Linked DNA regions of Homo sapiens: regions 1, 3 and 4 are each linked to region 2. Evidence: chromatin loops called from intact Hi-C (ENCODE). Cell type or tissue: Calu3. All regions are shown on one strand.

Region 1 (8,000 bases), 650 kb before region 2:
TTTTTGTTTTTAATTGTGTTATTGAGTTGCCCACTTTTTGGCTTTCCTCATGGTAAGATAGTCTTTCCTACAGCTATCATCTCCTTGTGGAACCACCTTTACACTGTGCTGGTTACTAAGAAAAAAATCGTGAGCATTGATAATCCAGTAACATACCACTCTATAACTCTTTACTATACATTTATTTTCAACAGTTTAGCCAGAAGGGTTGGTGTAATTAAAGAGTGTTACAGGGTCGGTAGGGGAAAATTAAATTTATATGCTAGAGGTGACTAATCCATGGGAAAACAAAAGGTAACACTCTCTATAGGAAGTTCCCATTGGTCTGCTCCAGTTTCTTCTATCAGCCACCTTTGCTTAGATCTGGGCTTAACTAACAAGAAGAAAATCTGAGATTGGATTTAAAAAATTTTGCAGGCATACAATGACTGCAAAATTATGAACAAAATTTAAAAATAAAATAATCAGGCGATTTGCATCAAGAAAATAGGGGTTGTAAGTTTAATTTCAGACAAAATGGAATTCATGGCAAAAACATTACATATATACAAAGAAATATTGTATAGTTGTGAACATATTCACAGGCAACAATCTAGTAAGTAAAGCAAAAACTGACAGAACTATAGAAAGAACTAAATAAACAACAAATATAGGTGGAGATTTTAATATGTTCCTCTCAGAATTTGATACTAAGAGCAGTAAGCAAGAAATTAATACAGATAACATGCTTTTGCTTATATATAAATTTATACCCAGCAAGGAGAGGGAGAAATATTCTTTCCAAGCACATGTGATATTTATAAAATTTTATAATAAACTAGGTCACAAAGAAAGGTTCAATAAATCCCCCAAATTAATTCCATGTGGAGTATACTGTCTCAAGGTCAATGCTATTAAATGATCTTTGCTTTAAAATAGAACTAAGAAAAAGAGTTATGAAATTCTTAGAATTGTGAGGCTAAAAATGTATAGCTAAAGCAGTTAAATACTTGTGATTGGTTCATTTTATATGTACTGTACTTTAGTAAGTGTTTTAAATTTACTAAAGTACTATACATATTCAGAAAGTTTATTAATTAATTTTTTAACGTTAATTTAAAAAAACAGAGTGATAATGTTTAAATAAAGTAAAATAAAATACCATTGTGGTTTTGGTTGGAACTACATTAAACTTTGCAAAGAACTTGGAAAGTATAAAAATCTTTAAAATTTAGCATTCTTATTTTGAAAATAAACTTAATCTTTTGAGAGAAACAGCTATTGCAAATCATAGTGCATAGAAGCTATCTTAGAATGGCATTCTTGATAATCATGTAAATTGATTATTTTTGGTTTTTATGATATTAGATCACTTATGTGTTATTTTGGTTGATACAATTGTTTAGGTAGATCATGGTACAGGTGAATTCAATGTTGTAGCTTTGATTGATTAATTCCAACTCTTATAAATTATAAAATGAATCAATATTAGTATTTCCTTTACCTATTTTTTTTAGTAAAATTGCTAATTGACTGCATACATTTACCTAAAAGCAAAACTTATATTTTCTGCATTTCTTACATGGTACATAATGATATTTTTATTATCAACCAGATAATGATTCATAAATTTATAGTTTGTTTATTTTACTACCATGCATGTCGAGGACTTTTTAAATTTCTTTTTGAAAAAATGTCTATGGTAGGCACAGCTATTTTATGAGGCTTATTTATTTCTTTGCATTGAGAATATCTTTTAAAAACTGAGATTAGAAATCTGAGTAATAATGCAATAACAATATCAGAAACAACTTGTGTTGCTTTTATAGACTAGGTAAGGAAATGAATAAATTGCTGATCTCTATTACTTTTTATTTTAAGACAGGTTCTCACTCTGTCACCCAGGCTGGAGCACAGTGGCCCGATCTCGGCTTACAGTAGTCTCAACCTCCCGATCTCAGGCCATCCTCCCACTTCAGCTTCCCAAGTAGCTGGGATTGCAGGTGCACACTACCATGCCCAGCTAATTTTTGTGTTTTTTGTAGAGACGGGTTTCACCATATTGCCTAGGCTGGTCTTGAACTCCAAAGCTCAAGCAATCCACTTGCCTTGGCCTCCCAAAGTGCTGAGATTACAAGTGTGAGCCACTGTATTTAGCCCTTATCTCTATGACTTTTGAGAGTGAATACTTTTTATAAATTTGGAAACATATTCAGTATATAATTTTAAAGGTAATAGTAAATTCTTATTAATCATATACTTTATGCATTATTTAAAAGATAATTAAACATTTATAGCTTGTTTCTTTAGTCAATTTGATTTGTAATTTCAGAAAACATAGATGCCTCAATTTCTAACTCTAAAGAAGAATGTAGTGTATATACTTACACATACATATTTTATATATATATATATATATATTTCCTAGCAGTGCTCCTCCTCCCTTCAGTATATTTTCTCATATTAAAAATCTTCACGATTTGTTCTTTACAAATATCCATTTAGACATACAATAACTAGATTGTGAAGAGCTGTCATTACTAAAAGAGATACTAGCTGATCCACAAGATAGGATAAATATAGTTAGTATAATTTTAATTATAAGCTTCTCTGATTTATTGTTATTTAAACCAGTTAAATAACATATATTTTCTTTATAAGATTTTATATATATATATTTTGAGATGGAGTTTTGCTCTTGTTGCCCAGGCTGGAGTGCAATGTCGTGATCTCAGCTCACTGCAACCTCTGCCTCCCGGATCCAAGTGATCCTCCTGCCTCAGCCTCCTGAGTAGCTGGAATTACAGGCATGAGCCACCATGCCTGGCTAATTTTATATTTTTAGTAGAGACGAGGTTTCTCCATGTTAGTCAGGCTGGTCTCTAACTCCTGACCTCAGGTGATCTGCCTGCCTCAGCCTCCCAAAGTGCTGATTATATTTTTATAATCAGCCCGGCCAAGATTATATTTCTATAAGATTAAATTATCTTTTAAAATTGCATTATGGGAATTTATAATGCTTATTGTTTCATTGTATTAATGACTGATGGAACAATATTCTATTTCTCTTAAATATTCCTCTTGTTTTTAACGAATAATTTCTAATAGGAAGTTAAGTTTGCATTAGTCTTTGGTTAGAATTCTCTGGTATTTATTATACTTAATTGATTTATGACAAGTATATGTAGTACCCTCCATCTTTTGTAGTAAGAGAGGTTCAAGAAAATCACCTTGAAATTACTGAGGTCACCCTTCCCCTATAGTCTGGGGAAAGGGATCATAAGATAAGTATTTTATATTTAGCTGCCAGTGCCTGGCTCAGTCCTCATGGAAGAGATTGCTATCCTGGGACCCTGGGGTTGAAATCACCACAACCAGTCTGAATGCAGTGCTGCTCTGGGTTGGCTGCCTGTACTAGGAGAGGGTTGCATAGGTGAAATGAGAGTTTAGCACTAAGAACAGCACCCTTAAAGCATCCCCAGGGACCACGATGCTCTGCATAGGAATAGATAGAATTTTATGAAAAAAGTCAGAGAGGAAAGGAATATCACTAGCATTAGGCTCATCCTCCTCCCAGACCACCAAATCTCTCTCACTGCTCACTAGAAATGACTTGAAAATATCATTTTGGTGAAATTTTCTCTTTTTTATTATTTATTTCAGTGGTCACTAAATTTCCTAGAAAGTGAAATTTCCATAGCAGATGCTTAAAAACCAGACTTGTTTATTGTGTCAAGTGAATTTTTAAGGTCAGTTAATTTCATCAATTAACCAGTCATAAATTTGTTTTGAAAAAAATAAGTATGTTCTTTTATTATGTTTTATTCTAAAAAACTTAAATTGGAATTTTGATGGTATCTATTAAAAGATGATTTACTACTGATTCAGGGATATTTCCCATAGTATCTTTAGGCAAGCAAAGCATGTTTTGATTAGAAAAGGAGTTAAGACATGGTTTCAAAGCGTTGGCCCAAACATCTATATTCCAGTCAACCAGAAGATGTCACTATTGTGTACAGAATGTGTAAAAGAAAAAAGTATACTGTAGTTACATTGTGTGTCTCCTAATCTTGCTAAATTTTCTCTGGAGTCTCATGAAGGAAGCACTGTCTTCAAGTTGACAGGCACTGAAAAACTACTACATTCATTGGATGGGTGTGCCAGTTACATTCCCACATTATTCATTTGAAAAAAAAATAATAAAACTACATTGGCAGAAAATATTCCAACTCAATAATTTTGTACAGTGCTAACTGGAAATTAATAACCATGCAATATATCTGTTTTGGTTCTAGCAACAGAGTGTGTCTATTATAAGTAAATTTAGCAGACATTAATTAAGAAAAATCAAACTGTTTCACAAATGACTTTGATTAAACTAATTGTTCACTTAAAGCAGAGAAAATAAACTGCCAAAATATACACTTTAACCTAAGATTAATGGATGTCACTAATAGAATGCCTTCTTAACACTTTCATCTGTTAAATCAGAGTTCTTTTTATAATGAGAGTGCTGTTGACACCTCTGTACTTGTTATGAGACATTTTGTAAGAGAAGTTTACTGCAATCTTTGCAAAATCCTTTATAGGCAAGGAAACAAGATTGGTGGGAAGCTTGTTTGTAGGTATAGAACTTTCCCAGATGTATTTACTTAAGAAGCAAACAGTGAAGACACGCAGATGTAAATTAGATCCCAGGTGCCATTAGCATGGTAATGTGGGCCAAACAGCTGGGCTTAATTCAGGTCACTGACTGGTTTGACCGGTAGGATGTCAAAGGCAAGGCAATTAGGCCGAATCAGGAATGTTTCCCAGTGAGTTAGTATGTATGTATGTATGTATGTATTTATTTATTTGGAGACAGAGTTTCACTCTTGTTGCCCAGGCTAGAGTGCAATGGTGTGACCTCGGCTCACTGCAACCTCTGCCTCCCAGGTTCAAGCGATTCTCCTGCCTCAGCCTCCTGTGTAGCTGGGATTACAGGCGCCGGCCACCAACATGGCTGGGTTTTTTTTTTTTTTTTTGAGACAGAGTTTTGCTTTTGTTCCCCAGAGTGGAGTGCAATGGCATGATCTCGGCTCAAGGCAACCTCTGCCTTCCTGGTTCAAGCAATTCTCCTGCTTCAGCCTACCAAGTAGCTGGGATTACAGGCATGTGCCACCATGCCCAGCTGATTTTGTATTTTTAGTAGAGACAGGGTTTCTCCATGTTGGTCAGGCTGGTCTTGAACCCCCAACCTCAGGTGATCCACCTGCCTTGACCTCCCAAAGTGCTGGGATTACAGGCGTGAGCCTCCATACCCGGCCTAATTTTTGTATTTTTAATAGAAATGGAGTTTTACCACATTGGCCAGACTGCCCTCGAACTCCTGACCTCAGGTAATCTGCCTGCCTCAGCCTCCCAAAGTGCTGGGATTACAGGTGTGAGCGACCGTTGACTGGCCTAGTACTTATTTTTTTTTCATGAACTGTTTTGTTATTTTGCCCTTCTCCTCATTTAGGTTCATTTTGACATCTACCTTTTGTCCATGTATTGATTCATTGAGAGAAAATGATAGGTTTTTAAATTTTTAAAAAGTACTCCCTTTTCTGGCTTAGTTAGTAAAAGCAATCAACTATTTTTTTTTAAATAGGGATATTAAAACTTAAAAGGCAATTGCAATTTACATTTAGCTAATGCTTATCAAGTGTTGCTTAATATGTACCAGGTACTATGCCAAGTGATTTACATGGAGTACCTCCTCCTAACATATCTATGAGGCAGGTTCTGTTATTATTCCTATCTTACATATGAGGAAATTGAAACACAGATAGGGTTAGTAAATTATCCAGCATTACTGTGCTAAAGAGAGGCAGAGCTGGCATTCAAACCCGGAAAGTCTGACATCAGAGACACATTTAACCCAACTATTCCATATTGCTTCTCTGAAATATATAAAATACATTTGGTTGTGGTTACGTCTCTATTGTAAAATTTGTTTCCATTTTCTGCTGAGAGTTAAGAGCAAGTGGAAAGAGGTTTTCACAGTCCTTCCTTACCTACCAATACGGACTGAATGAATTGATACTATTAAATCTTGGTATTGATTTTATTTTTTCCATTCATCTTGCATATTTTTATTTGTCTTGAATATTTAGAAGAAGCAGGGAACTTTGAATCTTTCTTTGGTATATAATTTCTTATTCTTAGAAAAAGAAGAAAATTGTTAGTGAAGAATTATTAGAACGTAGAGGTCTTTGAGTTGTGATGTCATTTAAGAAGAAAAGAAATTTGATTTCTTGTCTTTTCTAGATTTGTGAGCAATAGAATCCATTTGAAAGGCTTGGATTAGAGTGAATATTTTGGCTGCAGAAATTTACAAAGTGTATTGACCTATATATGCTTACAGTATATTACTTGGGACCTAATGTAACAAGTAGATACTTGATCAGTTTAAAGATGAACTTTAAACAATGAATTCTAACATGTATTTCTACAAAGAATTTTTACTGTAAAACAAAATAGAAACAACTTAAGGTAAATATCCATGTTATTATTTTTATGGCTTATTGATTCCAACAACAACTTGAGAGTCTATTTAGATTACTTAATTGAGATTAGAGGTGATGAATTACTTATTACTCCAATGCAGTAGTTTTTTTAGTGACAATCAGAGATTTTCAGATGATAAGACTATTAGGCAGTCCACTTGAGCCACTTGCTGTAGTGATGTATAACATACATGTATGGCAGGAAAAAACCAAGTCAGAATACCTTATTTCTTAGGAAATTTATACATTAAAAGATGAGTGCCATTTTGAATAAGTAGATTGTTAAACAAATATTTATTGGTCACCTTTGTATCAAGTAAAATAACTTAGTGATGGATACATGATAGGACAAGTCCTCATCTTATAAACTGTGTTTATTTCTTTTTTTTATTATACTTTAAGTTTTACGGTACATGTGCACAATGTGCAGATTAGTTACATATGTATACATGTGCCATGTTGGTGTGCTGCACCCATTAACTCATCATTTAACATTAGGTATATCTCCTAATGCTATCCCTCGCGCCACCCCACAACAGTCCCCAGTGTGTGATGTTCCCCTTCCTGTGTCCATGTGTCCTCATTGTTCAATTCCCACCTATGAGTGAGAACATGCAGTGTTTGGTTTTTTGTCCTTGTGAGAGTTTGCTGAGAATAATGGTTTCTAGCTTCATCCATGTCCCTACAAAGGACATGAACTCATCATTTTTTATGGCTGCATAGTATTCCATGGTGTATATGTGCCACATTTTCTTAATCCAGTCTATCATTGTTGGACATTTGGCTAGGTTCCAAGTCTTCGCTATTGTGAATAGTGCCGCAATAAACATACGTGTGCATGTGTCTTTATAGCAGCATGATTTATAATCCTTTGGGCATATACCCAGTAATGGGATTGCTGGGTCAAATGGTATTTCTAGTTCTAGATCCCTGAGGAATCGCCACACTGACTTCCACAATGGTTGAACTAGTTTACAGTCCCACCAACAGTGTAAAAGTGTTCCTATTTCTCCACATCCTCTCCAGCACCTGTTGTTTCCTGACTTTTTAATGATTGCCATTCTAACTGGTGTGAGATGGTATCTCATTGTGGTTTTGATTTGCATTTCTCTGAGGGCCAGTTCTGATGAGCATTTTTTCATGTGTCTTTTGGCTGCATAAATGTCTTCTTTTGAGAAGTGTCTGTTCATATCCTTCACCCACTTTTTGATGGGGTTGTTTTTTTCTTGTAAATTTGTTTGAGTTCATTGTAGATTCTGGATATTAGCCCTTTGACAGGTGAGTAGATTGCAAAAATTTTCTCCCATTTTGTAGGTTGCCTGTTCACTCTGATGGTAGTTTCTTTTGCTGTGCAGAATTCTGCTCTTTAGTTCAATTAGATCCCATTTGTCAATTTTGACTTTTGTTGCCATTGCTTTTGGTGTTTTAGACATGAAGTCCTTGCCCATGCCTATGTCCTGAATGGTATTGGCTAGGTGTTCTTCTAGGGTT
Region 2 (8,000 bases):
ATAGGCTCACAGGATGATATGGTTTGCCTGTGTCCCCACCTAAATCACATCTTGAATTGTAACTCCCACAATTCCCACATGTCATGGGAGGTACCCAATGGGAGGTGACTGAATTACGGGGGTGGGTCTTTCCTGTGTTGTTCTTGTGATAGTGAATGAGTCTCACGAGATCTGGTGGTTTTAAAAATGGGAGTTTCCTTGTACAAGCTCTCTTCTCTTGTCTGCCACCATGTGAAATATGCCTTTCACCTTCTGCCATGATATGTGAGGTCTCCCCAGTCACATAAAACTGTAAGTCCAGTAAACCTCTTTCTTTTGTAAATTGTCCAGTTTCAGGTATGTCTTCATCAGCAGTGTGAAAATGGATGAATACACAGGATTATAGAAGTCAAGTAGACCCAAGACATATACCCTCTACAACATGGAAAACCAAGATGCCTGAATCTCAAGTCCTGCTCTACACATACACTGGATGTTATTCAGTCATAAAAACAAGTAAATACTGTCATATACTACAACATAGATAAATCTTGAGGACATTACCACAAATGAAATAAGGCAATCACAGAAGTGCAAATACTGAGTGATTTTATTTATATACAGTATCTAAATTATTCAAACTTATGGAAGCAGAAAGTAGAATGGTGGTTGCCAAGGACTTGGCAAAGGGAGAAATAGGGAGTTGCTATTCAATATGTATAAAACTTCAGTCATACAGAATGAAATCTCCTAGTGATCTGCTATACACCATTGTGCTTATGGTTAAGATACTGCACTGTTTCTTTAAATATTTATTAAGAGTGTAGATATCATGTTATGTGTGTTTTACCACCATAGAAGAAGGCTTCATGTTAATAATTGCTATTTTGGATGTATTGTTTTAGATATTTATTTTCAATTGTTTTCTGCAGTTTCCAAATTTTCTATTATAAAAATCTGTTCTTTACATAATCAGAAAATGTTTTTTTTTCTTTTATTATTATACTTTAAGTTTTAGGGTACATGTGCACATTGTGCAGGTTAGTTACATATGTATACATGTGTCATGCTGGTGCGCTGCACCCACTAACTCGTCATCTAGCATTAGGTATATCTCCCAATGCTATCCCTCCCCCCTCCCCCCTCCCCCCACCCCACAACAGTCCCCAGAGTGTGATGTTCCCCTTCCTGTGTCCATGTGATCTCATTGTTCAATTCCCACCTATGAGTGAGAAAATGTTTTAAGTAAAATATAGATGGAAAATGGCCTTTGGAACATAATGGAAGTTCTATTTATCTTTGAGATTTTCTTCCTGTGATATTACGTATTTAATTAAAAACAATATAAAAGACTGTATCCATTTCTTCTAGGTTTTCAAATTTGTTGGCATATAGTTCATACATTTAAAAAATAATTCTTTAAGGCTGGGCGCGGTGGCTCATGCCTGTAATCCCAACGCTTTGGGAGGCTGAGGCGGGCGGTTCATCTGAGGTCAGGAGTTTTGAGACCAGCCTGGCCAATATGGAGAAACCTTGTCTCTGCTAGAAATACAAAAAACAAACAAACAAACAAACAAAAAAATAAGCCAGGTGTGGTGGCAGGAGGCTGTAATCCCAGCTACTCAGGAGGCTGAGGCAGGAGAATTGCTTGAACCTGAGAGGCGGAGGTTGCAGTGAGCCGAGATCGCACCATTGCATTCCAGCCTGGGCAACAAGAGTGAAACTCTGCCCCTCAAATAATAATAATAATAATGGTAATTCTTTAAAAAATAAAAAAGCAATGTAGAGAAGTAAGGTAAATCTACAGTTTATAGGATTTACAAGGAACTATAAATACTATTGATCAGACTTTTATTGAAGTTTTATTGTCATGATGCACAACTTGAAAAGTGTGAAGATGATAGAACGAAAGTTAGGAGAAGACACTCTCTGTGAAGATTTTATAGTTTCCAGTTTGATATTATGGAATACTTTAAATAAATACTGTCTTAAATGGATTGTATAGCCATGTGGTTGCATTGATGCCATTTTACAGACAAAGAGATAGCAGGTTGGACTCTGTGCTAAGAACATATAGCTAGTGAGTGGCCGATTCATTTCCACACATTTTATGAAAATTTACTTATTCTTATATAATTTTAATTTTCATTTGCCTTTGGATAAAATGGAAATATGTTTACAGTTACATCTAATTTCAAAGGGGAGCTATAGATTGCATGATTTCTGTACCATTTAGCTGCCTATTAAGTCTCTAGTGAAATCTAGGTTACTTATGAAATTCCCGTAAACAGTGGCTCCCATCCCCACCTGACTTTGGCAACCTGGTAGTTACATAAGGTAGGGCAGGGTGTGAAACCAGCTGTTTTGCTGCTGCTGTCGGGAGAGGTTTACCTGATTTGGAGAAGTATCACTTGAAGTGGTGATCTTAGTGGCAAGCAAACGGGAGGGCTACTGACCCTGCCAGCTAGGGTCGTTCTGTTGGCTCAAATAATAGACCAAAGGACTAGCTGAGGAATTTAAGAGGCAGTTCTAGGAGTGAGATAGGTGTAGAGAAATTGATAAGCCATGCCCATTATCCTGGGTTGACCAGAAACTGTGCATATGCACAGAAGAGACTAGAGCAGATGCAAGCAACCCACTTATTTTGGGTCAACAGAGGCTGTGTGTACAAAGATGTGACGGAGCTCTATGAGGAACAAAAGCTCATGGAAAATTGAAAATGACCTATAAATATTTTCTCCAAATTATTTAGAGTATAATATTTTCATGATGTATCTGGCTATTCCAATATTGGGTTGAGAATATTTTGCCTCCCCAACAGGTTGCATGTGGAATGATTGGCTATAAAACAACCAATCCTTAATAAGAAGTTACCTGTTTTTCCTTGACTTGAAATAAAAGTGATATGTGTGGCTAATTAATTATATATAACAAAAATGTGTTCATTATATATTAAAATAAGTGTAATCCATACAAAAACATTAGTTTCATTCACTTACTTAGCTTTAACTTTTTATGTTACATTTTAAACATTTATAGAAGAATGAAATTATCCTTGGTAGACAGTCCAAAAACTGCTGCTCACAATGCCTTCATTAACTCTGACAAGAGAGGAAATGCCTGTTGTAAATAGTTGTACCATTCAATCATCACTGTTTTGAGTATCTATTTTAAAGATCTTCTCTGATTCAAACTGAGGCTACAGATCACTGGCTTTAAAGAACAAATGGGACTGGAAGAACCCAGCAAGTGCCAAGAATCAGTAGTAGAGAAAGTAGCCAATTACCCCACTGGTTAGATCGTAAGCAACTTGAAAATGAGAATAATGTATTTTTGACTTTTACATTTGTGCTATTTTTCTAGTGCCTAGGAGAGTGCCTTCCCAATAATTCAGAATTAAAATATAATTAGTGTAGTAGGAGCTATGCTATGTATGAGTAACAAAAATAGCTATAAAGAAAAGGGAAATAGGCAAATAAGTCATCCAATCTGATAACAACATAGAATTAGAAATGATACATATATACATATGAAAATGGATAAATTATGGAAAAAAATCTTATTCCGATTCTGAACATATGTTTCATTCAGTTTTATCCTTTATATACATCTGTACTTGACATTCATCTGTTTTTTCCACTGAAAGGTTTTTCTCTTTTGCTCTTCCTGCACAATTTTTAACCTACCTTTTAAGATTCAGCTCAATTAAAAAAATGCAAAATTGATAATAAAACTGACTAAAGTAAAAAAATGAACTTTTTACTATAGCATTGTAGTTCAAATAAAGTTTGTTTTTTGACACAAAACCATGTATGAAAAGAAATCCAATATTAAAAAATAAAAATAATATATTAAAAACACCAGTATTAGAACATTTATAAATTTAATTGTTTAAAATTTTGAAGAACCACCCTCAGTGAGTAAATACATATGTAAATAATTTTTGATTTCTACAAACATGAGAAAGTGAGTTGCTATATGTTATTATTTAAAATCCCTTGTAAAAAAAGAATGGTAGAATAAGAACAATAAACTTAAACTGAAATTCAAAATCAGAATTAATGATAATCAGGGTCAAAAGTTTGCAAAACTTTTGCAATAACTCATCTTGCATTGACATTTAGTATTTATTATTTCCTCACTTTTATACTTTTTTTTCAAAGCACAATGAAGGCAACACAGTCTACCTTTAGGAAAACTGTCAATCTTATGAAATGATTACTTAAAAATGATTCAAATGTTGCTGAGATCTAAATGCAGAAATTTTACCCCCTCGTTATGTCTACTTGCATATGTAGGATAGGTGGATCTAAACAAATATCATGGGATTATTCAATTTTCATTTCTGTTATGTAAATATTTTACCAGGATTTTGTTTAATAAGCTTCATTATTTTTGTATTTCAATATGAAATTACCATGATAGCATATTTAAAGTGATAAAATAGAAAAATAAAATTAAATACAACAGAAATGTAGTAGACAGTGAAAAATACTGTGACAAATAACTAAATGCTTTCTCCATAAACATACATTGCATGAGAGGAAAAACGACATATACTTTTCTTAATCTGGGTCAAATCATAGACTGCTACCATCAGCATATCACTTCCAATATTTGTCTGAATCATCACCATGATTTCTCAGTTAACTGTATGTGAATGGTATGCCCTCCTGTGGCACACAGTTGAGGAACACTAGATGAATATTAACCATGATGTTTAAAAAGTTGTAAGAGCAGAAGCAAGGTTTGTCAGTTTGTCAGCACAGTCGTATAACAACCTTTCCTTCATCAAGACGGATCAAATAATGAAATTTAGCAAGAACTGCTGTACAAATCCCTAAACTGTCAACCATTTGTGCTGTGAGCTAATGAAAAAACATGTATGCTGATCCTGATATGCTTGGAAGAAGAAATGCCAAAAAAAAACACTGTTGCAATTACTCTCCTGTTAATGACAAACCAATCATTAGTTTATAGATAACAAAATGTAGGCAGGAAAACTACAGTAATTAGAGGAATGTACTGGGGAAGGATTTAAGACTATACTTTGGATATAAATGTGTATTTTTAACTAAAAAGTTATGTTTATTGATAGGACAAGTGTAAAAAATATTTAAAGAGATTTATAAGCACTTTAAACTTCAACTAATATTGTTGCTGTAATGCTTTGTCAGGTAGATTTTATCAAAGGAGATATGTAGACACTAGTCTTTAATTATGAGTCAAAAGCATTTCACCACATAGCAGAATATGCCAAAAGGCATGTTAATTTGTCAGGAAGCCTCAACAGTCATATATTGCACATATATAATACAAACAGTAACCATAATCTCAATTTGTCACTAAATTTCCACAATATTTCTCCCATATTACAGTGAAATAGGATCATGTCTTCCATGGAATCTACTTTGTATTATTATACTTTAAGTCTACCATAATTTGTATTATGGCACTAAACATTGAAAATCAAAATGTAGCTTCTGTGCAATTATTATCAACAATCTTACTTTACAATGAATTTGCTGACATAGGATTTAATTATCTATGAGTGCACTGTTGTTATAACAATGCCTGTTAAAAAAAGGTTCTATGTAAAACTTTATTTTCTTTTCAGACCCCATCAATTGTTTTTACTGTATTTATGAAAAGCTTTCGTGGTCTAAGTGATTTTGACTCTTCTATTAAATCACCATACTTCTTAAAGATTGCAGTCCCTAATTCTTCTCCCACATTGGTTTTGTTGACCTTCATGGACGTCACCTCTGTTAGGTTCTATCCCCTGTTTTCTCTCATTGGTTTACTTCCCTATTTTCAAAAGTGTATTTTAAAATAATTTCCTAATAGAGGTTATATAGGTAATACATTTTTCAATCCCAGAAACTTTATTTCACCATCACACTTGAATGATAATTTACCTCAGAATTCTAAGGTTAAAATAATTTTATTTTTTAAATTTAAGTGTTATTCAGTGAACCCTCTCCATGTAAACACGTTTCCTCTAGCTTTGATTAATTTTCTCATATTTTCTATTTAAAATTTTGTTTAACTCCATTTTCTTTATTCTCTTTTTTTGAGTGGATCTTCTGTCTTTTAAATTTTCTTTCATAGTATATGTGCTTTTTGTGAATTCTGTGATAATTTAAAAATTTTTATATTTTAGACGTTTATTTTTTGAACTTAAGCAACAATTAGTAATACTCAAATGTATTTTGTTCTATTTCTAGTTTATTACTATAGAATTCTGACTTTTTATGGTTGCAATATGTTCTTTAAAATGCCAGATTTAAAAAAATAAAAAAATAAAATGCCAAATAAATTTATTTTAAATTTCACTCTGTTGCCAAAGTATCTCTTTCCTTGATGTCAAGCTTTCTTATCTTTTACTATATATACATATAATATATACAGTAAATATATATATGATATACTATATATATATATATAATTTTTTTTAAAGAGTTTCGCTCTTATTGCCCAGGCTGGAGTGCAATGGTGTGATCTCAGTTAACTGCAACCTCCGCCTCCCGGGTTCAAGCCCTTCTCCTGCCTCAGCCTCCTGAGTAGCTGGGATTACAGGCATGGACCACCACAACGGGCTAATTTTGTATTTGTAGTAGAGATGGGGTGTCTCTATGTTAGTCAGAGTGGTCTCGAACTCCCGACCTCAGGTAATCCGCGCACCTTGGCCTCCCAAAGTGATGGGGTTACAGGTGTGAGCCACTGCACCTGGCTATTTTTTACTATTTTTTAATCTTTTATGCTGTAGATTTTCTCAAATATATAATGATTATTTTTATATAAATATAATGAGATAATAAACAGTTTGTAGTTCTATGTATGTGTGGGAAAGGTTGAACAAAGTACTTGTCCTCTTTATAAGCTGCTGAAGGAATCAACTTTTATACTGTGAGATTTGGGGACGTTCATATGCACGTTTATTCCCACTATACCATTAATGTTATTATTTTTAGTCAGGCTTCACAGAGCAAGTCATTCAAATTATTTTGATGGTAATCCTCAAACATTGAGTCTAAAACAAGGGTCAATGCACTATGGTTGACAGGCCAAATCTGGCCAGCCAAACACCTGTTTTTGTTTATAATTGCTTTCACACTGCCATGACAGAGTTGGGTACTTGTGACACAAGACTAGATGGCCCACAAAACCTAAAATGTTTACTATCTTGACTTTTATTTCTGTCAATCCCTGGCCTAAGAATAAAAATGCCCCAGTGCTATGCTTTCTGTGCTTAGTATATAAAGGATAAATGTAATGTGAAACAGTGTTTCACTGATTAGAGACTGAGCTAGCCCTGTTTTTAATTGACAGATAAAATTGTGTATGTTTATTGTGTACCACATGATGTTTTTAAATATCTGTACATTGTGGAATGGTTAAATCAAGTTAATTAACATATGTATTAACTCACAGATTTTTGTGGTGAGAACACTTACAATCCATTCTCTTAGCGCTTTTCAAGAATACACATATTGTTATTAATATAGTAATTATGTTGTTCAGTAGATCTGTTAAAGTTATTCCTCCTGTCTAACTGAAGTTTTGTAACTTTTGACCAACATCTCCCCAATCCTGTTCCCCACCACTGACTCTGCCCCTGAGGTCCCCATTTTACTCTGTTTCTATGAGTTCAGTATTTTTAGATTTCACATATATGTGAGATAATGCGAAGTAAGGTAAGTGAAGTAAGTTGTGAGACTAACTTACTTCACTTAGCATAATTCTCTTAAGGTTCATCCATGTTGTCAAAAATAGCAATGTCCTTGTTTTTCTAAGGCTGAGTACTATATATACAAAATAATTATTTATCCACTCATCTGTTGTTGAACACTTAGATTGTTTCTATATACTGCTTATTGTGAATAATGGCACATTTCTTCCCTTTTCTTGAAAGATATTGTACTTTTCCAGTCAAGTAGATCTATAGTTTTGTCCTGTAAAATCTAAGGTCATTAGGCTTCCTTTATTCTGTCCTTCCTTCTCTGTCCCCTTAGCTCAAA
Region 3 (8,000 bases), 850 kb before region 2:
ATCTAGACATGAAGTAGTTACTATACAACATGGTAAATTCTGTAACAGAACTCTGCAAAGTGTTCTGAAACTATAGTGCCAAGAACAACTAACTCTGCTTTAGGGTAACAAGAAATTAATTTAAAGAAAAGTAGGTCTTATAGTATTTTGGAAATGTGTTGACATAGTAAAAACTAATTTAAGGGAAAAAAGGCCTCTTCCAAAAATAAGAATCCAAAATGCAAGGATATGAGAAAACAGATCAATTGACCTAATATCAGCAGACACAGGCAGGTATAACAAAAATGAGATGTGTAACACCCTATAATTACAATACGCAATTGAGGGAAGCCTAGGTGTGCATCTTTGCAATCCCTGGTCAAGAGAAGAAACCAGCTGGGTTAGACGGCTCAAACCTGTACTACCACCAGCATTTTGGGAGGCCGTGGCTTTCCCTACAACATGGCAGTTTGCTTCTTATAGGCCAATAGGTGAGTGTCTGCTGCTGCTTTGAGTGTCTTTTAAGAAATCATCTGATTAGGCCAGGCCATCCAGCATAATCTCCCTTTTGATTAACTCAAAGTCAACTAATTAGAAACCTTAATTACATCTGCAGAAATCCCTTTATCTTTGCCATACAATATACCCTGATTGAAGGGAATGATATCCCATTCTATTCACAGAAACTGCCTACCCCAGTGGGGAGGTATAAAAGGATGTGGACCAGTGGAAGCCATGTTAAAATGTTGTCTACCATATGTTAATCATACATTACATACATTTTTTCCTATTCTAACAAAGACGCTGAGAAATTTTATACCTTAATAGTATTTAAGCCTTAGATTTTATCACAGCACTATCCAATAGAAATATAAACCACAAATGTGAACCACATATATAACTTTAAAATTTTTAGTAGCCAAATAAGAAAAAGTAAGAGAGCAACAGGTGAAATCAATTTTAATATATTTTATTTAATAAATATAGCCAGAATATTATCATCTCAACATGTAACCAATATAAAACATTATTAGATATTATATATATATATTTTTAATACAAGGTCTTTGAATACCACATCTCCATTTTGGCTGGCTGCACCTCAAGTGCTCAATGGCCACAGGGGGCTCTTGGCTGCTGAATTTAACTGCACATGGCTATCACATGCCTTTTCTCTTTTTTTAACTTTTATTTTAGGTTTTGGGATACAAGTGAAGGTTTGTTACATAGGTAAACATGTGTCACAGGGGTTTGTTGTGCATATTACTTCATCACTCGGGTATTAAACCAGTACCCAGTAGTTATCTTTTCTGCTCCTTCCCCTTCTTACACCCTCTCCCATCAAGTAGATCCCAGTGTCTGTTGTTTCTTTCTTTGTGTTCATAAGTCCTTATCATTTAGCTCCCACTTATAAGTGAGAACATGCAGTATTTGGTTTTCTGTTTCTGCATTAGTTTGCTAAGGATAATAGCCTCCAGCTCCATCTATTTTCCCACAAAAGACATTATCTCATTCTTTTTTATGGCTGCATAGTATTCCAAGGTGTGTATATACCATATTTTCTTTATCCAATCTGTGATTGATGGGCATTTAGGTTGATTGCATGTCTTTGCTATTGTGAATAGTGCTGCAGTGAACATTAATGAGCGTGTGTCTTTATGATAGAATGATTTATATTCCTCTGGTATATACCCAGTAATGGGATTGCTGGGTGGAATGGTAGTTCTCCTTTTAGCTCTTAAGGAATTGCCATACTGTTTTCCACAATGGTTGAATTAATTTACACTCCCACCAACAGTGTATAAATGTTCCCTTTTCTCCACAACCTTGCCAGCATCTGTTATTTTTTGACTTTTTAATAATAGCCATCTGACCGGTATGAGATGGTATCTCATTGTGGTTTTGATTTGTATTTCTCTAATGACCAGTGATGTTGAGCTTTTCTTCATGTGCTCATTGGCTGCATGTATGTCTTCTTTTGAGAAGTGTCTGTTCATGTCCTTTGCCCACTATTTAAGGGGTTATTTTTCTCTTCTAAATTTGTTTTAAGTTACTTATAGATTTGTCAGATGCATAGTTTGCAAATATTTTCTCCTACTCTGTAGGTTGTCTGTTTACTTTGTCAATAGTTTCTTTTGCTGTATCACGTGCCTTTTCAACAATATCCACCAGGTGTCACAACTTTACAGCTCTAAACCAGCAACATCAACACTGTTCTTTTCTTGGTGACAAGAGTTAGGATTCTCTTTGTATTCACATATTTTCTACTTTCCACATATTTGGTATTTCACTTGAAGTTTTTGCCTAGATAATTAAGAAATTAAGCAATGTGAATTTTACTACTTAAATAATCAAATTTGAATTCAAAACTACTTGTATATCTGACACACCATTCCTTAATTTTTCTGTAATTTCATCCTAGATGATCTGCCTGGTGAGAAGGCAAATAATTGTGAATTACATGAACACTCAATTCTTAACAACATAATAATAATTATTTTAAAGTTAGATCATTTCAAATACCCAAGGAGTTTTCACAACCTCAGAAGCAATTAAATGGTTTTCTTTTTACTATCTCAAATTGTTTAATAGAACATATTAAAAATAGAAACCCAAAGTTTTAAAAAGTAACAAAATGTTCTATTACAAAACTGCACACTATTACTGCAATCTACTAATTGCCAAGGGAGGTTTCTACTTCTCACATACATAGTGAGCTCTGATGGGAGTATGATGTTTGCATTTATTCACAGTTATTACTATAAAAACAGACTTATTTAATTTACATTTGGTTATTTGTAGGTTGTGATACAATTTCCTTTTATATGACAGAAAAACTGCCTTTGTTTTTAATTTTTTTGGTTTTTACTTTTATAGTCTTTCACGTTAGGTATCTTATAGGTAAAATTAAATATATATTTAGAGACTGAGTCTTCTCAAATACTTTCTTCTTTTAGAAAATCATTAATTTATAGAATTTTAAAAAGTATGTACAGATGCCATACAGAATCAATCATGAATGGAGAGAAGATTGAAATGTGAGTTTTTATCACTAACTTCCGTAAAATGAGTGTAGTTTAGTTTTATATCAATAATTAAGCGTTCTCTTTGTCCTATTAGTTTCAACCACATGATATCTGTAAGATGAAAATAAACTTGATTCTAGTGAGAAACCATAATTATTTATCTCTGAAGGATTTGTACTGTCAATTAGGTTCAGAAGAAAGGAATCAGACTTGGCATCTTAACTCATATATTAAAGAGAGAAGTGACTAGTGTTGTAGCCATAACTATAGAATAAGATGGAAAAATCATTAAGTGAAACTGTGCAAATAATGTTTTAAATAAAAACATAAAATCTAAAATTAGGATAATGTATACATTTATTTGCCTCCTGTTTGAATACACCTTTTAAAAACACATCCAAGAAAAATTAACCACATATGTAAGTCATGTTTCTAAGTGAAATAATCAAATACATACAATTAATATTTGTTTGCTGCTCAACTATTCACACCTTTTTTTGATTTCTTTTGTGAAGAAATTTTTTCAAAGGCTGAGGGTTTGTTTATTCTTTTTGAAGCACAATGCTCACACAGTCCAAGAGATGGCAGCCAATACCTTTTGTAAAACAAATGACTTGTGTTGATACTTCATCATGGCAAATGCAGGTACTTTATTTTAATAACATCATCACTGAAGCAATTATTAAAAGAATGTAAATTGCTGAAATTCTAAATGAAAATCGCTGAAATTCTGAATTGTTAAATTCTAAATTCTAATTTTTGTACGTGTGCTTTAAAGAGATTGCTCAGAGAATTTTTCAAGGTAAACTGAATAGATTTCTCTCTCTCCTTTTTTTCCACTGAGTTCAGAGCAGTGGTTTCTGCCAGATTAACCTAGATTTACTTATAGAATAGTAGACTTAAATAATAAATTATAATATCGATAATTATTTCAGAATCATTAAAATTAAATACATAAAATACTAATAACATCATTTATTAACAGAATGTTTGCCAGAACTGATGACTGAGTTTTTTTTGGAATATCATAGTTACTTTTTTTGTTAGACTCCTAATTAAAATCAAGTCATTTTTATGACAGATAGGAGGGATTCTTCACAATGTAAGAAAAGCAAAGCAAAGTGAATATTTTATTTCTACATTTGTTTTAAGGACGTATTTAAATTCTGAATATATTACTTTGTGTAATATTAAGCTGCTTTGTTATGGGATTCTACAGGCTAAGGGAAGGCATTAAGGAAAGCCATTGCCTTGTTTTAGGCTATCTAATCAATTACAGTAATGGATCCAGGAACTCAGCTTTCCTAAATTCCAAAATTCAAATACAGAACCCTTTATATTAGTGTGTTAGGTTTGTAATGTTGTACAACAAATTTCCACAAACTTTACTGCTTGAAGAAACAGCCATTTTATTATCCCACACTGCTATAGGTCAGAAGTCTGACCATGGCTTAGCTGAAGGTCCCAGAAAGCTAAAATCAAGATTTTTTTTAGCTGTCTTCTTGTCTGGAGCTCATGTGGTTGTGGCAAGATTTAATTTCTTGTGGTTGTAGTACTGAGGTCCACATTTCCTTGCTGACAGTCATCTAGGGGCTGCTTTCCACTCCTAGAGGCCACCTGCATTCTTTGCCCTGTGGCCCCCTCTATATTCAAAGCCAGCATCAGATAATCTCCCTGACGTGGAGTCCTCTGATGCTTTGAATCTCTTTTATCAGGAAGAACCTGTTTCCTTTTTAGGGCTCGTGTGATTAGGCCAGACTCTCTGCGATTGTAATCTTTCTACTTTAAGGTCAACTGATTTGGGAGCTTAATTACATCTATAAAATGCTTTCACACTAGCACCTAGATTAGTGTTTGATTGAATGAGAGAAGGTGTTTGTATACACCAGGGACTGGAAATCTTAGAATTCTGCCTACCACAACCAGACTGTAGATTGTAAACACCATTTTACTTAGAAAATACATAGACCTTTTCACATTGGAGTGGTTAATTCATCATTAGAGAGGGGCTTTATTCATTTTTTGGTGTTAATGCACCACTTATTTTCTAAGTAATTTTATTCATACCAATAGCTCACCAAAGAAAAGAATGATAAAAAATAATCTGGAATGACCCGTAAAAATAACTTGCAAATACAACTGAGGATTTGAGACCCCTAATCTTGCAGATAACCAACTTTTAAAAGCTTTTTTCTAGTACCACCTCGGAACTACTGGGAATTTATGTCAAAAACAATGTCACCGGAAAATTTCTCCAGTACTTTTATAGTCAGATTTGGGAACAACTGTAATCTTAATATTATCTTATTTTAACTTGTCTGAGGCCCCTATTACCTAGTAGTACAGCCACAGCTAAAACTTTGGTTTCCAGACATTCAGGTCTAATTCTTTTTATATTGCCTACTGTGCCTGGTCTCCCATCAGTGGGAGAAGAGAAGGCAAATCTACATCTCTCCAAAGATTGCTATAAATGGATACTAAAGGGCTGGCAAACTCTCACAACTACCTGTTACTGGTATATTTTAATTGGAGACTTTCTGAACTAGAATTCTGTTTCAGCTATCCATTGCCACAATAATGCTATGAAATAAGCAACCACAAAATAACATAAAACCACAAAATGACATAAAATATGCAGTGATTTTTTGCTTATGAATGTATGCGTAGGCTGGTTGGGTCTACTTAATGCTAGCTGGGCTCACTCATGGGTTTGTGGTCCAATCCTATTTGATTAGCAACTTAAAAAAAATTTAGTTTATTTATTTATTTAGTGATAGGGTCTTACTCCATCGCCCAGGCTGGAGGTGCAGTGGTGCAATCACGATTCACTGCAGCCTCGACTTCCCAGGCTCAGGTGTTTCTTCCACATCAGGCTCCTGAGTAGCTGGGATCACAGATGCATGCCACCAGGCTGACTAACTTTTTTTTTTTTTTTTTTTTTTGTAGGGACGGGGTTTCTCCATGTTTCCCAGGCTGGTCTCAAACTCCTGGACTCAAGCAATCTGCCCACCTTGCCTCCCAAAATGCTCCTCCAAAAAAGGAGTGTGCCGCCACACCCAGCCTGAGCAACTTTTGTTTTTAAGGTAAGCACCTAAAGATAAACAGTTTGGATTTTCATGAAGGAAGAAAGTGAATACTAGAAATTACAGTCTGATAAATGGATCATGAGCAAAATGTCGAGGGTCCTGTTAACGAAGCCATGCAGAGAGGCATAATTGTCCCAAGATCCATTCATACCAAGTTAGCCTTTCTTATGTCCACCTCCTTACCCCTTGCTATTAGAGGTTGAAAAAGAATATTCCATGCTGCAAAGTGCATGGTGTGGTGTACAAAAAAATCCTGACAAAGTTGAAATTTGTCTCTCCGATATGAAAAAGACAAAAGCAACTTAATAACCATAATGTTTTGATTGCATATAAACATATGACAACAATGATCATCTCCAAGATTAATTTGGATGTAGCCTAATGATCACACACCCTAATCATAATGTCTTTTCAGAGGAGAACATTTAAAGTAACAACCAATTACTTAATGATATTATTTTTGTCTCATGTTGATATATTTATTCAACAGACCTTTATTAAGTTCACTTCCTGGGAGCCAGACTGTGATGGATGCTGGAGATATAAAAATGAATAGAACCCTGAACTTTGAAGGTTCAATATCTAGGAGTGGTGTTAAAAACCTGAGCAGTTACAGCAATATTATAAGTGTTATCATAATCAAATGAATTATGTTGATAAAATACTTATAACAAATATAATAATAATAAATCTACAAAGGGCAACAGGAATACAGAAGAGGCAATAGTTAATTTTGTCTTGAAAAGTTGGAAATTTTGGAAAAAAATCCAAAAAAATAGGAAATAAGGCATGAAACCATGTAGGAACATTTTACTGAGTCTTGGAGCATGAATTGTAAAAAGAAACCTGTAACAGCAGGAAAAGGACCAGCCTGTGAAAAGTCACAGCTTGAGATAGATTTATGTACTCTGGCACTGGCAGATGATTTAGTCCTGCTAGAAAAATGATGTGCATCATGTGAGGCAGAAAGGGTGATGGGAGTTGTGGCTAGAAAGCAGGTACCAACAGTAAGCTTGTTAAAGAAATGGGCTTACCTAACAGTAACCTTGTTAAAGAGTTGGGCTGCAGATATAATAATGTTAAGATAGAATTACTGTCTTTGAGGACAAGGTAGTAGGTAGTAGAAGGGCCTTATATACTAAGGATCTTATTTTATCAGAAATAAGGAGCCATTACAGAATTTTAAGTAGAGGAATGACGTAGTTTAATTTCTGTTACAGAAACATTACTCTGACAGCAGAGAAGAGGTTGAGTTAGAGAAGAAGATGGGAGGTAGGGAGGATACTAAATTTGTGTAAGTGAGGAGTTGAACTAAAGCAGTGGAAGGTGAATAAAGAAGAGGGAGGGAAGGAGAGGTAAATTGAGTTTGGAAAATCCTCTAGTCTCATTAACTAATTGAAAATGGTAATATAATGGCGAGGAGGGAATCTCAGATAACTACTAGCTTTCTTGCTCAAGTGACTAGTTAGATGATGGTGCTACTAACCACGTAGCTGGTTATATACTCTACTGTACATAGGGAATCTTATTTTTGGTATAAAATAATAAATTTATTTAGAAGATGGCTGATTTTGAGGTATTTGTGGAATATACAAAAGGAGCTGTTCAATACTGGAAAATACAGACCTGGAACTGAATATAGACTTGAGTATCATCACCATGTAACTGGTTATTGAAACCTGTAACGTTCCATTACTTAGAGGCCTTGCAGAATTGTAAAACAAATCAAAGATAGAATCAAGGTGAGTGTGTCCATTGAACATAGAATATGTCCATTGTTCCATAGAACATTGGTGAAAATGTTCTGAAGCCTAATGTAAATGTTTCAAATATGTATGCTTCATTCAGTATTTATGCTTCCTCTTCTTAATATGGAGCTACCGACTTTAAATAGTAAAAAAGTTAATTT
Region 4 (8,000 bases), 320 kb after region 2:
TTGTCTTGTGCCAGTTTTCAAAGGGAATGCTTCCAGTTTTTGCCCATTCAGTATGATATTGGCTGTGGGTCTGTCATAAATAGCTCTTACTATTTTTAGATATGTTCCATCAATACCTAGTTTACTGAGAGTTTTTTTGCATGACAGGCTGTTGAATTTTATCAAAGGCCTTTTCTGCGTCTATTGAGATAATCATGTTGTTTTTGTCATTGGTTCTCTTTATGTGATGGATTACATTTATTGATTTGCGTATGTTAAACCAGCCTGCCATCCCAGGGATGAAGCCAACTTGATCGTGGTGGATAAGCTTTTTGATGTGTTGCTGGATTCGGTTTGCCAGTATTTTACTGAGGATTATCACATAGATGTTCATCAGGGATATTGGTCTAAAATTCTCTTTTTTTGTGTGTGTCTCTGCTAGGCTTTGGTATCAGGATGAAGCTGGGATCATTAAATGAGTTGCAGAGGATTCACTCTCTTTCTATTGATTGGAATCATTTCAGAAGGAATGGTACCAGCTCCTCTTTGTACCACTGGTAGAATTCGGCTGTGAATCCCTCTGATCCTGGACTTTTTTTGGTTGGTAGGCCGTTAATTATTGACGCAATGTCAGAGCCTGTTATTGGTCTATTCAGAGATTCAACTTCTTCCTGGTTTAGTCTTGGGAGAGTGTATGTGTCCAGGAATTTATCCATTTCTTCTAGATTTTCTAGTTTATTTGCGTAGAGGTGTTTATAATATTCTCTGATGGTAGTTTGTATTTTTGTGGGATTGGTGGTGATATCCCCTTTATCATTTTTATTACATCTATTTGATTCTTCTCTCTTTTCTTCTTTATTAGTCTTGCTGGCAGTCTATCTATTTTGTTCATCTTTTCACAAAACCAGCTCTTGGATTCATTGATTTTTTTGAAGGATTTTTTGTGTCTCTATCTCCTTCAGTTCTGCTCTCATCTTAGTTATTTCTTGCCTTCTGCTAGTTTTTGAATTTATTTGCTCTTGCTTCTCTAGTTCTTTTAATTGTGATGTTAGAGTGTCAATTTTAGATTTTTCTTGCTTTCTCTTGTGGGCATTTAGTGCTATAAATTTCCCTCTACACACTGCTCTAAGTGCGTCCCAGAGACTCTGGTACATTGTGTCTTTGTTCTCATTGGTTTCAGAGAACATCTTTATATCTGCCTTAATTTCATTATTTACCCAATATTCATTCAGGAGCAGATTGTTCTGTTTCCATGTACTTGGGTGGTTTTGAGTGAGCTTCTTAATCCTGAGTTCTAATTTGATTCCACTGTGATCTGAGAGACAGTTTGTTGTGATTTCTGTTCTTTTACATTTGCTGAGGAGTGTTTTACTTCCAATTAGGTGGGCAATTTTAGAATAAGTGTGATGTGGTGCTGAGAAGAATGTATATTCTGTTGATTTGGGGTGGAGAGTGCTGCAGATGTCTATTAGGTACACTTGGTCCAGAGCTGAGTTCAAGTCCTGGATATCCTTGTTAACTTTCTGTCTCTTTGATCTCTATAATATTGACAGTGGGGTGTTAAAGTCTCCCATAATTATTGTGTGGGAGTCTAAGTCTCTTTGTAGATCTCTAAGGACTTGCTTTATGAATCTGGGTGCTCCTATATTGGGCATATATATTTAGGATAGTTAGCTCTTCTGGTTGAATCAGTCCCTTTACCATTATGTAACGACCTTCTTTGTCTCTTTTGATCTTTGTTGGTTTAAAGCCTGTTTTATCAGAGACTAGGATTGCAAACCCTGCTTTTCTTTGCTTTCCATTTGCTTGGTAGATCTTCCTCCATACCTTTATTTTGAGCCTATGTGTGTCTCTGCACGTGAGATGTGTCTCCTGAATACAGCACACTGATGGGTCTTGACTCTTTATCCAATTTGCCAGTCTGTGTCTTTTAATTGAGGCATTTAGCCCATTTACATTTAAGGTTAATATTGTTATGTGTGATTTTGATCCTTTCATTATGATGATAGCTGGTTATTTTGCCCGTTAATTGATGCAGTTTCTTCCTAGCATCAATGGTCTTTACAATTTGGCATGTTTTTGTACTAGCTGGTACTGGTTGTTCCTTTGCATGTTTAGTGCTTCCTTCAGGAGCTCTTGTAAAGCAGGCTTCACGGTGACAAAATCTCTCAGCATTTGCTTGTCTGTAAAGGATTTTATTTCTCTTTCACTTATGAAGCTTAGTTTGGCCGGATATGCAATTCTGTGTTGAAAATTCTTTTTTTTAAGAATGTTGAATATTGGCCCCCACTCTCTTCTGGCTTGTAGGGTTTCTGCCAAGAGATCCACTGTTAGTCTGATGGGCTTCCCTGTGTGGGTAACTCAACCTTTCTCTCTGGCTGCCCTTAACATTTTTTCCTTCATTTCAACCTTGGTGAATCTGACAATTATGTGTCCTGGAGTTGTTCTTCTCAAGGAGTATCTTTGTGGTGTTTTCTGTATTTCCTGAATTTGAATGTTGGCTTGCCTTGCTAAGTTGGGGAAGTTCTCCTGGATAATATCCTGAAGGGTGTTTTCTAACTTGGTTCCATTCTCCCTATCACTTTCAGATACACCAATCAGACGTAGATTTGATCTTTTCACATAGTCTCATATTTCCTGGAGGCTTTGGTCATTTCTGTTTACTCTTTTTTCTCTAATCTTGTCTTCTCACTTTATTTCATTAATTTTATCTTCAATTACTGATACCCTTTCTTCCACTTGATCGAATTGGCTATTGAAGCTTTCCATGCATCACAAAGTTCTTGTGCTGTGGTTTTCAGCTCCATCAGGTCATTTAAGGTCTTCTCTACACTGTTTATTCTAGTTTTAGCCATTTGTCTAACCTTTTTTTAAGGTTTTTAGCTTCCTCATGATGGGTTAGAACATGCTGTTTTAGCTCAGAGAAGTTTGTTAGTACTGACCTTCTGAAGCCTATTTCTGTCAGCTCATCAAAGTCGTTCTCCGTCCAGCTTTGTTCCATTGCTGGCGAGCAGCTGCGATCCTTTGGAGGAGAAGAGGTGCTCTGGCTTTTAGAATTTTCAGCTTTTCTGCTCTGATTTTTCCCTATCTTTGTGTTTTTATCTACCTTTGATCTGTAGGGACCAGCCCTACAGGGCCTGTGGGTTTTTCTCCTCATGTGCGGCAACGAGAGATCATAGAAATAAAGACACAAGACAAAGAAATAGAAGAAAAGATAGCTGGGCCTGGGGGACCACTACCACCAAGATGCGGAGACCAGTAGTAGCCCTGAATGCCTGGCTGTGTTGTTATTTATTGGATACAAGACAAGGGGGCAGGGTAAGGATTGTGAGTCATCTCCAATGATAGGTAAGGTCACACGAGTCACGTGTCCACCAGACAGAGTCCCTTCCCTGTTTGGTAGCTGAGGCAGAGAGAGAGAGGGGACAGCTTATGTCATTATTTCTTCTATTCATTTCTTGGAGAGATCAAAGACTTTAATGCTTTTGCTAATTCTGCTACTACTATCTAGAAGGTAGAGCCAGGTGTACAGGGCGGAACATGAAAGTGGACAAGGAGTGTGACCGCTGAAGCACAGCATCACAGGGAGACGTTTAGGTCTCTGGATGGCTGCAGGTGGGCTTGACTGATATCAGGCCTTCCACAAGAGGTGATGGAGCAGAGTCTTCTCTAACTCCCCCTGGGGAAAGGGAGATTCCCTTTCCTGGTCTGCTAAGTAACCGGTACCTTCCCAGACACTGGTGCTACTGCTAGACCGAGGTCTGCCAAGTAAAGGGTGCCTTCCCAGGCACTGGCGTTACTGCTAGACCAAGGAGACCTCTAGTGGCCCTGTCCAGGCATGACAGAGGGCTTACGCTCTTTTCTGGTCACTTCTCACCATGTCCCTTCAGCTCCTATCTGTGTATGGCCTGGATTTTCCTAGGTTATAATTGTAGAACAGAGATTATTATAACATTGGAATAAAGAGTAATGCTACAAATTAATGATTGATAATATTCATATATAATCATCTCTATATTCTATGTCTAATATAACTATTCTTAAGTATTTTCTTTATTATACTGGAACAGCTTGTGCCTTCAGTCACTTTATTATACTGGAACAGCTTGTGCCTTCAGTCTCTTTATTATACTGGAACAGCTTGTGAATTTAGTCTCTTGCCTTGGCACCTAGGTGGCTTCCTGCCCACATCGGTCTTTGATGCTGGTGACTTACAGATGGGGTTTTGGTGTGGATGTCCTTTTTGTTGATGTTGATGCTATTCCTTTTTGTTTGTTAGTTTTCCTTCTAACAGTCAGGCCCCTCAGCTGCAAGTCTGTTGGAGTGTGCTGGAGGTCCACTCCAGAACCTATTTGCCTGGCTATCACCAGAGAAGGCTACAAAACAGCCAATATTGCAGAACAGTAAATATTGCTACCTGGTCCTTCTTCTGCAAGTTTTGTCCCAGTGGGGAACCCATCTGTATGAGGTGTCTGTTGACCTCTACTGGGAGGTGTCTCCCAGTCAGGCTACACGTGTGTCAGGGACCCAGTTGAGGAGTCAGTCTGTCCATTCTCAGAGCTCAAAAACTGTGCTGAGAGAAACACTGCTGTCTTCAGAGCTGTCAGACAGGGATGTTTAAGTCTGCAGAAGTTGTCTTCTGCCTTGTGTTCAGCTATGCCCTGCTCACAGAGGTGGAGTCTATAGAGGCAGTAGGCCTTGCTGAGTTGCTGTGGGCTCCACCCAGTTTGAGCTTCCCAGCCTCTTTGTTTACTTATTCAAGCTTCAGCATTGGCAGACGCCCCTCCCCCAGCCAGGCTGCAGCATTGCAGGTCAATCTCAGACTGCTGCACTAGCAGTGAGCAAGGCTTTGTGGGTGTGGGACCCACCAAGCCAGGCACGGGAGGGAATATCCTGGTCTGCTAGTTGCTAAGACAGTCGAAAAGCACAGTATTTGGGTGAGAGTGTATCGTTTCTCCAGGTACAGTTTGTCACGGCTTCCCTTGGCTAGGAAAGGGAAATCCCCCAACTCCTTGTGCTTCCCAGGTGAGGCGACACCACGTCCTGCTTCGGCTTACCCTCCGTGGGCTGCATCCACTGTCCAACCAGTCCCAGTGAGATGAGCTAGGTACCTTAGTTGGAAATGCAGAAATCACCTGTCTTCTGCATCAATCTCGCTGGGAGCTGCAGACCGGAGCTGTTCCTATTCGGCCATCTTGGAAGCGACTGAAACCTTAACCAATATTTTATATACAGTAAAATGCAAACTCCTTGTCAGTTCTATGAGTTGTTAAAAACACTTTTGTCTAAATATCACCAAGGTCAAGATATAGACTAATTCCAATGTCCCCTTAAATCTTTTGTCCTTTTAGTCAAACCATATCCCCACTGATCTATTCCAGAATATCATTTCAATAATATCACAGAGCAGTTTTTTGAGTCTGATTTCTTTCCCTTAGCATACTGCATTTAGATTTATCTGCATTGTGGTGGGTGTCAGTAACACATTTTTTTATTGCTGAGTAATATTAAATAGCTGTATTACTGTTTGATTATCAATTCACCAATTGAACAGCATTTTGATTGCTTTCAAACTGGGGTGATTATGAATAAAGATTATATAAATATTTGTTTACAGTTTTCTGTATGAACATAGTTTTTATTTCTTTTGAGAAAATACCTAGGAGTGGGATTGTATTTAGATTTAAAAGAAACACCAATCTGCATTTAAAGAATGGCCGTATCTTGTTATTTTCCAACTAGCAACAAATGAATATTTCCATTGTTCTTCTTCTTTGCTGTCATATTTATTGTCCATTTTTATATTTTAAAAATGTTAGTCATTTTAATAGGTGTGTAGCCATATTTCAATGGAACTGTGTGAGTGTGTATGCATATATGTGTTAATTGGGAGACAATTCACGTACTATAACATTCAATAACATTCATTCTTTTAAAGTGTACAAATTCAGTGGTTTTTAGTATATTCACAAAATTGTGTAACCATCACCAATATCTGATTTCAGAATATTTTTTATCACTCAAATAAAACCCCAAACTAATTAATGATCACTCATTGTCCCCTCCTCCCTTAAGCCCCAGTCAAAAACTAGTATACTTGTATCTTTATGGATTTGTCTACTCTGGACATTTCATATAAGAAGAAACATATAATATGTGGTCTTTTTTGTGTGACTTGTTTTACTTAGCATTTTTTTTTCAAGGTTCACCTACTTTGTAGCATGTATTAGTACCTGATTCCTTTTTATGGCTAGATAATTTCCCATTGTCTAGATATACTACGTGTCTTTATACAATACATTCATCAATTGAGAGACATTTTAATAGTTTCCACTTTTTGGTTATTATCAATAATGATGTTATGAATATCATGCATATTTTTATACTGATGTATATTTTCAGTTATCTTTGGTGTATACATAGGAGTAGGATTGTCACTTTGTATGGCAACTCTAAGTATAAATTCTTGAGGAACAAACTGTGTTCTAAAGTGGCTGTACCATTTGACGTTTCTATAAGGATGTTTGAGAGCCCTGATTTTTCCATATCTTCTGCAAATATTTATTATCTTCTGACTTTTTAAAATTAGAACCATCCAGGTATATAGTGGTACCTTGTGACTTTAACTTTCAATGTCCTTATGACTAATGATACTGAACATCTTTTCATATGCTTATTGGCTATTTCTATTAATATCTCTTCTTTAGAGTAATGTTCATTCAAACCCTTTGTGTATTCTGATTGAAATATTTATCATTTTATTATTGAGGAGTAGAAGTATTTATACATTCTTAATAAAAGTCCTTTATCAGATATGTGATTGGAATTTTTTTCACTCTATGGGTTAACATTTTGCTTTCTTGATAGTATACTTTAAAGGACAAATTTTATTAAGTCCAATTTATGTATTTTTTTGTTGCTCTGCTTTTGGTTTTATATCCACGAAATCGTTGCCTAATTAAGGTCACAAATACTTAGACCTATTTTTTCTTATACAAATTTTATAGATTTATATCTTACCTTTATGTCTTTAATTTGTTTTGAGATTTTTTTCTCTTAACGAATGTTGTGAAGTATGGGTCTAGATTGATTATTTTGCATGTGACTATTAGTTGGCACAGTACCTTTTACTGAGAAGTCTGTACTTCCCCTTGAATAGTTTTCCCATCATAGTTAAAGTCAAGTGATGATAAATATAAGGGTGTATTTATGAAATATCAACTGCATTCTGTTGATTTATATGCCTATCCATATGACAACAACACAAACTTTTGTTTATGGTAGATTTGTATTAAGGTTTAAAATCAGGATGTATGACGCCTTCAACTTTGTTCTTTTTCAAGATTGTTTTACGAGGCATGGTGGCTCGTGCCTGTAATCCCAGCACTTTGGGAGGCTGAGGCAAGTGGATCACTTGAAGTCAGGAGTTCGAGACCAGCCTGGCCAACAAGGTGAAACTACATCTCTACTAAAAATAAAAAATTAGTTGGGCATGGTGGCTGTTGCCTGTAATCCCAGCTACTCGACAGGCTAAAGCAGGAGAATCGCTTGAACCCGGGAGGTAGAAGTTGCAGTGAGCCAAGATCGTGCCACTGTCTCTTTTTGTGAGACACCACCACAAAAAAAAAAAAAAAAAGCAAAGAAAGAAAAAAATTTTTTTGCCTTTACAGTGGCCCCAGCAATTCTGCATGAATTTTAAGAACAGCTTGTCAATTTCAGCAGAAAAGGAAGCTGGGGTTTTGATATGGTTTGTGACTCTGTGGAAAAATATGGGGTATATTGCCATCTTAACACTAATAAGTCTTTCAGTTTACAACGACAATATTTCTTTCCATTTATTTAAGTAATTAATTTCTTTCAATAATGTTGTATAGCCTTCAGTGTACAAATCTTGCATTTCTATTGCTCAGTTTATACACAAGAATTTTCCTGCTTTTGATGCTGTTATAAATGGATCTATTTTCTGAATTTCATTTTTGGATTGTTTATTGCTAGTGTGAGAAATACAGTTGATTTTGGTA

What was found. A loop is a pair of places that touch in the nucleus more often than their neighbours do. Peaks named below come from ENCODE experiments on the same cell type or tissue, not always from the same donor. Only the 100,000 strongest peaks of a DNase experiment are listed, where the experiment ranks them.
Region 1: a loop joins it to region 2, with 14 times the contacts of the local background. A loop is called at or near these places in 14 of 110 quality-filtered maps.
Region 3: it touches region 2 in a loop (10-fold over the local background); 7 of 110 quality-filtered maps call a loop at or near these places.
Region 4: a loop joins it to region 2, with 2.6 times the contacts of the local background. A loop is called at or near these places in 4 of 110 quality-filtered maps.

Annotation. Positions count from the first base shown.
Region 1 is chr2:186,252,727-186,260,726 of GRCh38, reverse strand. No RefSeq gene overlaps it. Among named protein-coding and RNA genes, the nearest start is that of LINC01473, 170 kb to the right of the region's middle. RefSeq lists an enhancer at 4,385-5,041. In Calu3, a CTCF peak has its summit at 3,987 (motif pointing right); no DNase peak of the experiment used is centred here.
Region 2 is chr2:185,605,652-185,613,651 of GRCh38, reverse strand. No RefSeq gene overlaps it. Among named protein-coding and RNA genes, the nearest start is that of FSIP2, 130 kb to the left of the region's middle. In Calu3, no CTCF peak of the experiment used is centred here; a DNase peak (open chromatin) is centred at 4,661.
Region 3 is chr2:186,454,803-186,462,802 of GRCh38, reverse strand. It overlaps LOC105373785 (a long non-coding RNA gene), which reads left to right. Exons shown (of 2, transcript XR_001739147.3): 2 at 5,952-6,801. Among named protein-coding and RNA genes, the nearest start is that of ZC3H15, 27 kb to the left of the region's middle. In Calu3, CTCF peaks have their summits at 2,101 (motif pointing right) and 3,532; no DNase peak of the experiment used is centred here.
Region 4 is chr2:185,287,030-185,295,029 of GRCh38, reverse strand. No RefSeq gene overlaps it. Among named protein-coding and RNA genes, the nearest start is that of FSIP2, 450 kb to the left of the region's middle. In Calu3, a CTCF peak has its summit at 3,785 (motif pointing left); a DNase peak (open chromatin) is centred at 3,789.